2 separate regions of the Homo sapiens genome follow, and region 2 is linked to region 1. Evidence: read pairs that join two places in POLR2A ChIA-PET (ENCODE). Cell type or tissue: Panc1. All regions are shown on one strand. Links, peaks and the distances in the headings refer to the core of each region. The heading gives the core; the rest is flanking DNA. Region 1 overlaps FGD1 (FYVE, RhoGEF and PH domain containing 1). Region 2 has its middle 27 kb from the start of TSR2.

The links. ChIA-PET counts read pairs that join two places held together with the same protein. Peaks named below come from ENCODE experiments on the same cell type or tissue, not always from the same donor. Only the 100,000 strongest peaks of a DNase experiment are listed, where the experiment ranks them.
Region 2: POLR2A ChIA-PET joins it to region 1 with 9 read pairs; 2 of 35 experiments call an interaction of 5 or more read pairs at or near these places.

The regions. Positions count from the first base shown.
Region 1 is chrX:54,481,391-54,484,295 of GRCh38, forward strand. All of the region lies in intron 1 of FGD1 (FYVE, RhoGEF and PH domain containing 1), which reads right to left. Among named protein-coding and RNA genes, the nearest start is that of FGD1, 13 kb to the right of the region's middle. In Panc1, for the core only: no CTCF peak of the experiment used is centred there; no DNase peak of the experiment used is centred there; H3K27ac peaks cover 251 bases.
Region 2 is chrX:54,411,955-54,414,859 of GRCh38, forward strand. No RefSeq gene overlaps it. Among named protein-coding and RNA genes, the nearest start is that of TSR2, 27 kb to the right of the region's middle. In Panc1, for the core only: no CTCF peak of the experiment used is centred there; no DNase peak of the experiment used is centred there.

The DNA of each region.
Region 1 (2,905 bases), core at 200-2,699:
TATGAGGATTCAACTGCTGAACACCCACTCTGGGCCAGGTGTTGTGTTGATGCTATCTCGTATGGCATCCTCCTAATGATCCGGTGAGCTATTACCCATTTTACAGATGAGGAAACTGATGCACAAAGAGGCAAAATAATTTGCCTGAGGACAGCTAAAAGTGGTTGAGCTGGGACCAGATCCCAGGTGTGTCTGTGTCCAGAGTCACAGAGCACACCTTCAGTGACTGCTGAGTTGGGAAAGAAATCACATTTGGAGGGGGGAGGAGAGAAGACTTCCTAAAGGAGGTGGTTTTTAGTTGCACCATCCAGGATGGGGTGTGTTTTTTTTAGGTATAGATGGACTGAGAATGGTTCTGCAGACAAGGGAAGAAGAGTGGGCAAAAGTGTGGATATTGGGTGGGGAGGTATGAGTGAAGCATATATTTGAAGTACGTAATGTCATGGGTTTGCAAGAAGGCTCCACAGCAGGAAGAAGGATCAGGAAAGGCCAAAAGATACAAGCAAGCAGACACCCCCTTCCCTACACCACAACCATAGACCTATAGGGGGCATGCAGAGGCAGACGCAGGCACGGGAACAGACACAGGTATAGAAACAGACAGACACATCCACAAGATCTAAGGAGACCCATGCGCAGAAACATCTAGAAACTCCCACATACTTAGGGCCAAGGTGACATACAACCAGGCACAGAGGAGCACGTAACACATACAGACCCAGAGACACACATGGATCTATATGCAAACATACAGATGGCCATACAGAAACAAGAACATTAAGACACACACACAAAATAGATCCACGGGGACAAAGAAGGCCAGGCACATGCGCGCGCACACGCGCGCACACACACACACACACACACACACACACACAGACAAACCAAGCAGCCACATGAGAGCACAAGCAGCCCATCCCTCTTCCAGTTCCTTGATTACTGTGAGGGCCTGGCCACCTCCTCCCTGCTTCTCTGGACTAGAGGCCAGAGGATAGGGGGCGGTAGCTCCACCCCCGCCCATCTCCCTCCCCCGCCCCGGGAGGAGCTGGGGACTTCAGAGGACAGGAAGGGAAGGGAGTGGAACTGCAGCTGGGAGCACTGGGAGCAGTAATTACCAGATGCTGGGGCTGCCACGCTGGCTGAGATTCCCCTTCCTGTGAGGCAAAGCCGCTAGGGGGATGGTCCCTCTGACCCTTGCCTCAACCCCAGGGACCCCAACACCCACCCATCTCCCTTCCCATTCACCAGAGGCCTGGCCAAATCTGAGAGTTGGAGACACAGAAGGATTATGAGGGGAAAAGACAGATGATAAGAGAAAGACACTGGGACAAACACAAGGAGGGAGAGGACAGGAAAACCACAGAGACCCAGAGATGGACATAGAGGGAGATGGACAAAAGGAAGGGACAAGTCAGAAGGGAGACAGAGACAGAAAGGTCCACACAGGGCATGGTAGTCAGCGAGGGATACAGACCCAGGCAGAGGGGCAGGAACAAAAAGGGCAGGCCAGGGCCATCTGTTGAACATGGTGACAATGTGCCATGCCAAGGGCTGGGGATGGATCTGTGGCATTGAATCCTTACAACAACCCTAGAAGGTGGGAATGACAGCCCCATTTTCCAGATGAGAAAACCGAGGCTCAGAGGGGTGAGATGACTTGCCCAAGGTCACGTGACACTTTAGAAAGTGGCGGACCTGGGTCTGGGGGGCTCTCTCTGCTGCCAGCCCCTGCCAGAGTCAGGGAGGCCCAAACAGAGATCCCTGAGGGAATTCTCCAGAGAGAGAGAAGCAGTCAGCAAGCCTGGGAGATGCTCCCTAAGAGATGCGGTGAAAGTGACCCCAGCCTTCCCTGCCCCTCCCACACCCGCGCGGTGGGGGAGGGGCTGCGTCTACACCTGGAATGCATTAGGTAGGGGGGTCCCCCAGCCTAGGGGAGCAGGGAAGGGGCTGGAGGGGGAGCAGGGAAGGCAAAGGCAAAGGCGAAGGCAAAGGCGGTGGTGTGGGCGGTGGCGGCCCAGGCCTAGCAGGCCCTGGCGGGCGGAAGGGCTTCTATGCCAGCTGCAGCTCCCAAAGGCCAGCCCTGCCAGTCCCGCCTTTCCCGCTTTCCACAGGCGCCTTCCCTCCGCGATTTAACCCTTTCCCTGCAGGGGCCATGGGGAAGCGCCAAGGAGGGCTCTTCCCTCTTAGTCTCAGCTACATACCTGTGCCCCTCACCCACCTGCCCTTACTCTGGGACCCAGATAGGCATATCTGATGCCAACTGGGTGCTGTCACCTAGATGTCCTGTCTTCAGGCTCCTCAGCCTCAGCACATCGTGAACGACACTCCTACCCCAGCCCCGGTCTGCTTCTCCTCCTGCCTTCCCCATCGCAGGAAGGACAACTCCATCCGCCCAGCTGCCCAAGCCCAAGTCCTAGGTTTATTCCTCTCCCTCAACCCACATGTCCAGCCAGGCCCCAAGTCCTTTAGATGCACCATGGTCAGTTGCTCTAGAATCCCTATGCTTCATTCCCCCTCCAGCCCCCTAACTGATTTCACTCCCATCTTCCGGGCCTCTACGAGGCATTCTCTACACCACTGCCAGCTTTTGGAAAACACAGTCCCCTGCAATCCCTTCAGCCTTGTGAAGGGCTCCCTTTGCCTTCAGGGGTGAAACTCCTGAGCACAGGGACAAGGAAGGCCTAGCTCAGGAACATTTCCCCGCCCCACGATCCAGCCACAATGGCCGTTTGTCTGTTCCTCGAAAGTGCTCTCTTCCGCCTAGGGCTTTGGCACATGTTGTTCCCGTGACCCGAACTGCTAGTCTGCCTCTCCCTACCTCTGGACTCCTATTTATCCTTCAGGTCTCAACTCAAATATCTCCTTTGCCCTGTCCGCCCACTCCCCCCACCCTCATGTGTTCTTG
Region 2 (2,905 bases), core at 84-2,583, 70 kb before region 1:
GCAAGAGGGGAATTCCTAACACCTGCTTCACACTGCAGGCTCCCATTACAAAAACTGAAGGGGCCAGATCTTTTCTTTACCTGATCCCTGGTATAGACATGGTATGGGCACTTGACCCAAATTTGGCTCACTCTTAGGACTTTGATGCAATGATGGAAGAAATTTTGGAAGTAAGACTGTTCCCTGAAATTTCAATGATATCACAAATACTTTTTCCTTCCCATTCCTCCAGATAAAGAATCAAAAGAACTTGTGCTCTGGGCTCTATTGTGGGCCTCATAGAACCTAGGATATCCTAAGTCTGTTCCCTAAGTATCAGCTTTATTCCCCAGTGTGTGTGAGTCTATTATAGGGGACCCCTAGCCGAGGCTGCACTTCTGGTTATCAGAGAAAAGTCATAGATTGATTCATTCAACAAAAACTTATTCAGTACCTGCTTTGGGTCAGGCACTGTTCTAGATGCTGTGATACAATACTGTACAAGACAGACATGTTCTCAGCTCTCATAAGCTTACATTCCAGTGGGCAAGACAGATAATAAATAAACACATTCAGAGAGTAATAAGTTATATGAAGAAAATAAAACATGAAAAAGTAATAGAGTGGTACATTGGGGGTGGAGTGGGGAAGACAGCATTAAATAAAGTAGATGGGGAAGGCCTATTTAAAGAGATGACATTTGAGCTGAGACCTGAAGCATAAGGAATCAGTGCTGTGGATATCTAGAGGAAAATAATTCCAGGCAAAAGAAAAAGCAAGTATAAAAACCCTAGATGGGATGAGTTTAATATGTTTAAGAAACAGAAACAAGGCCAGTGTGGCTGGGGTAGAGCTAATGGGAGGTAGGAAGTCATATTGGAGAAATTGCTTAACGATGGGAACACATTAAAGAAAAAAGAAAAGTTCAGAGTTATTGAGAGGCCAGATCATGTGTGGTCTTATAGACTACTATAAGGACTTTGATTTCTTTTCTTTTTTTTTTTTTGAAATGGAGTCTCACTCTGTCATCCAGGCTGGAGTGCAGTGGCACGATCTCAGCTCACTGCAACCTCTGCCTCCCAGGTTCAAGCAATTCTCTTGCCTCAGCCTCCCGAGTAGCTGGGATTACAGGCGCCCACCACCATGCCTTGCTAATTTTTTTTTTTTTTTTTTTTTTAGTAGAGACAGGGTTTCGCCATGTTGGCCAGGCTGGTCTCGAACTCCTGACCTCAGGTGATCCGCTTGCCTCCGCCTCCCAAAGTGTTGGGGTGACAGGCATGAGCCACTGAGTCCCGCCAGGACTTTGATTTTGACTCTGAGTGAGGTGGGAGCCATAGGAGGATTTTTAACAGGGGAGGGATTTGACTTTGCTTTACACAGGACACCTCTGGTTGCCTACTAAACTATAGGGGGCAAAGGTGGAAGTGGGAACAGGGTTGCTTTAAGTGCTGTTTGTCTATCATTGTGTGACTTTGAAAAGGTGCTTCCTCTGGGTGGACATAGCCCCATGGCACTTGGCTTGGAAAGAAGGGCCCTTGTCACCGGGCACAGTGGCTCATGCCTGTAATCCCAGCCCTTTGGGAGGCTGAGGCGGGCGGATCACGAAGTCAGGAGTTCAAGACCAGCCTGGCCAATATGGTGAAACCCCATCTCTACTAAAAATACAAAAAAAAAAAAATTAGCTGGGCGTGGTGGTGCGCACCTGTAATCCCAGCTACTTGGGAGGCTGAGGCAGAAGAATTGCTTGAACCAGGGAGTCAGAGGTTGTAGTGAGCCAAGATTGTGCTACTGCACTCCAGCCTGGCGACAGAGCAAGACTCCGTCTCAAAAAAAAAAAAAAAAAAAAAGAAAAAAGAAAGGGCCCTTGTCTAAAGAGAAAGATGCCTCTTCCTCCTGCAGGTGTAGCCCCACACCAGGGTTCATGGCTTGGCACTAGAGTACAGGCTGGATTTCAGCCCCTACTGGGCCCCTTAGCCAGATGTCCTTGTGCAATGCACAAACCACAGAACTGTCTGCGGCCTCGATCAAAGAGACTGGTAGAAGGCTGTTTTGGCAATGCAGATGAGAGATGATGATGGCTTGGATCAGGGTGGTAGTGGGGTGGAGGGAGGCAAATGCACAAGGGAAATGCTGAGAATATCCTTAGCCCTGAGTTTCAGTCCTAGCTCTGGGAAGAATGGAGTGTTATTGCTTCTCTAAGAACAGCTGTAACATCCACCAAACATGTGGGTTCAGACTCATTCTGGCCCTAAGCAATTCCCCAAAGGGAGAAGTTAGGGTGGTTACTCTGGGAATTGTGGGGAGGGTTTCTCTCCTCATGGAAAGATGCCATAGCCCCCAGAAAGCTTTGGCTCCCAGGAAGGTTGGCAGCCAATAGGCTGTGCTCTCAAGGGAGTCCAGGAGCAGTTGTGCTTCTGTGTAAATTGTGCAATATGAGGATATTAATTTGTCATAATGATCGAATATATGTTCCAAGCAGCTAGATTGGGCTTGGCAGTTAGTGGACACACAGAATTCTTCAGCCCTAGCCCTAGTTCCTCCATGGACTCACTGAGGAATCTTAGACAAATCGTTTCCCCTTTCTGAGACATAGTTTCTTCATTTGTACCATGTGAGTAATATTCCCTGCAAATAAAAGGTTTTTGGAGCAAATGGAATGAAACCGTGGATGTGAGGGAAACTATTGGAAAGCTGGCCATATAATTGCGGGTATCGTGATGTTGCAGTGCCTCTTTCTCTCCTAACTGTCCCCTTAGTCCAGTTCTCATCCTTTTTGCCAGGACTTCTAGAAGAGCTCCCAGCTGGTTGCCCTGCCTTTGGTCTCCTTGTTGGCTCACCTGGTCTTCCTGAACCTTAAATTTCCTGAAAAAAACCTTTTTTTTGGTGTTTTTTTTGTTTGTTTTTTTTATTTTTTGAGACGGAGTCT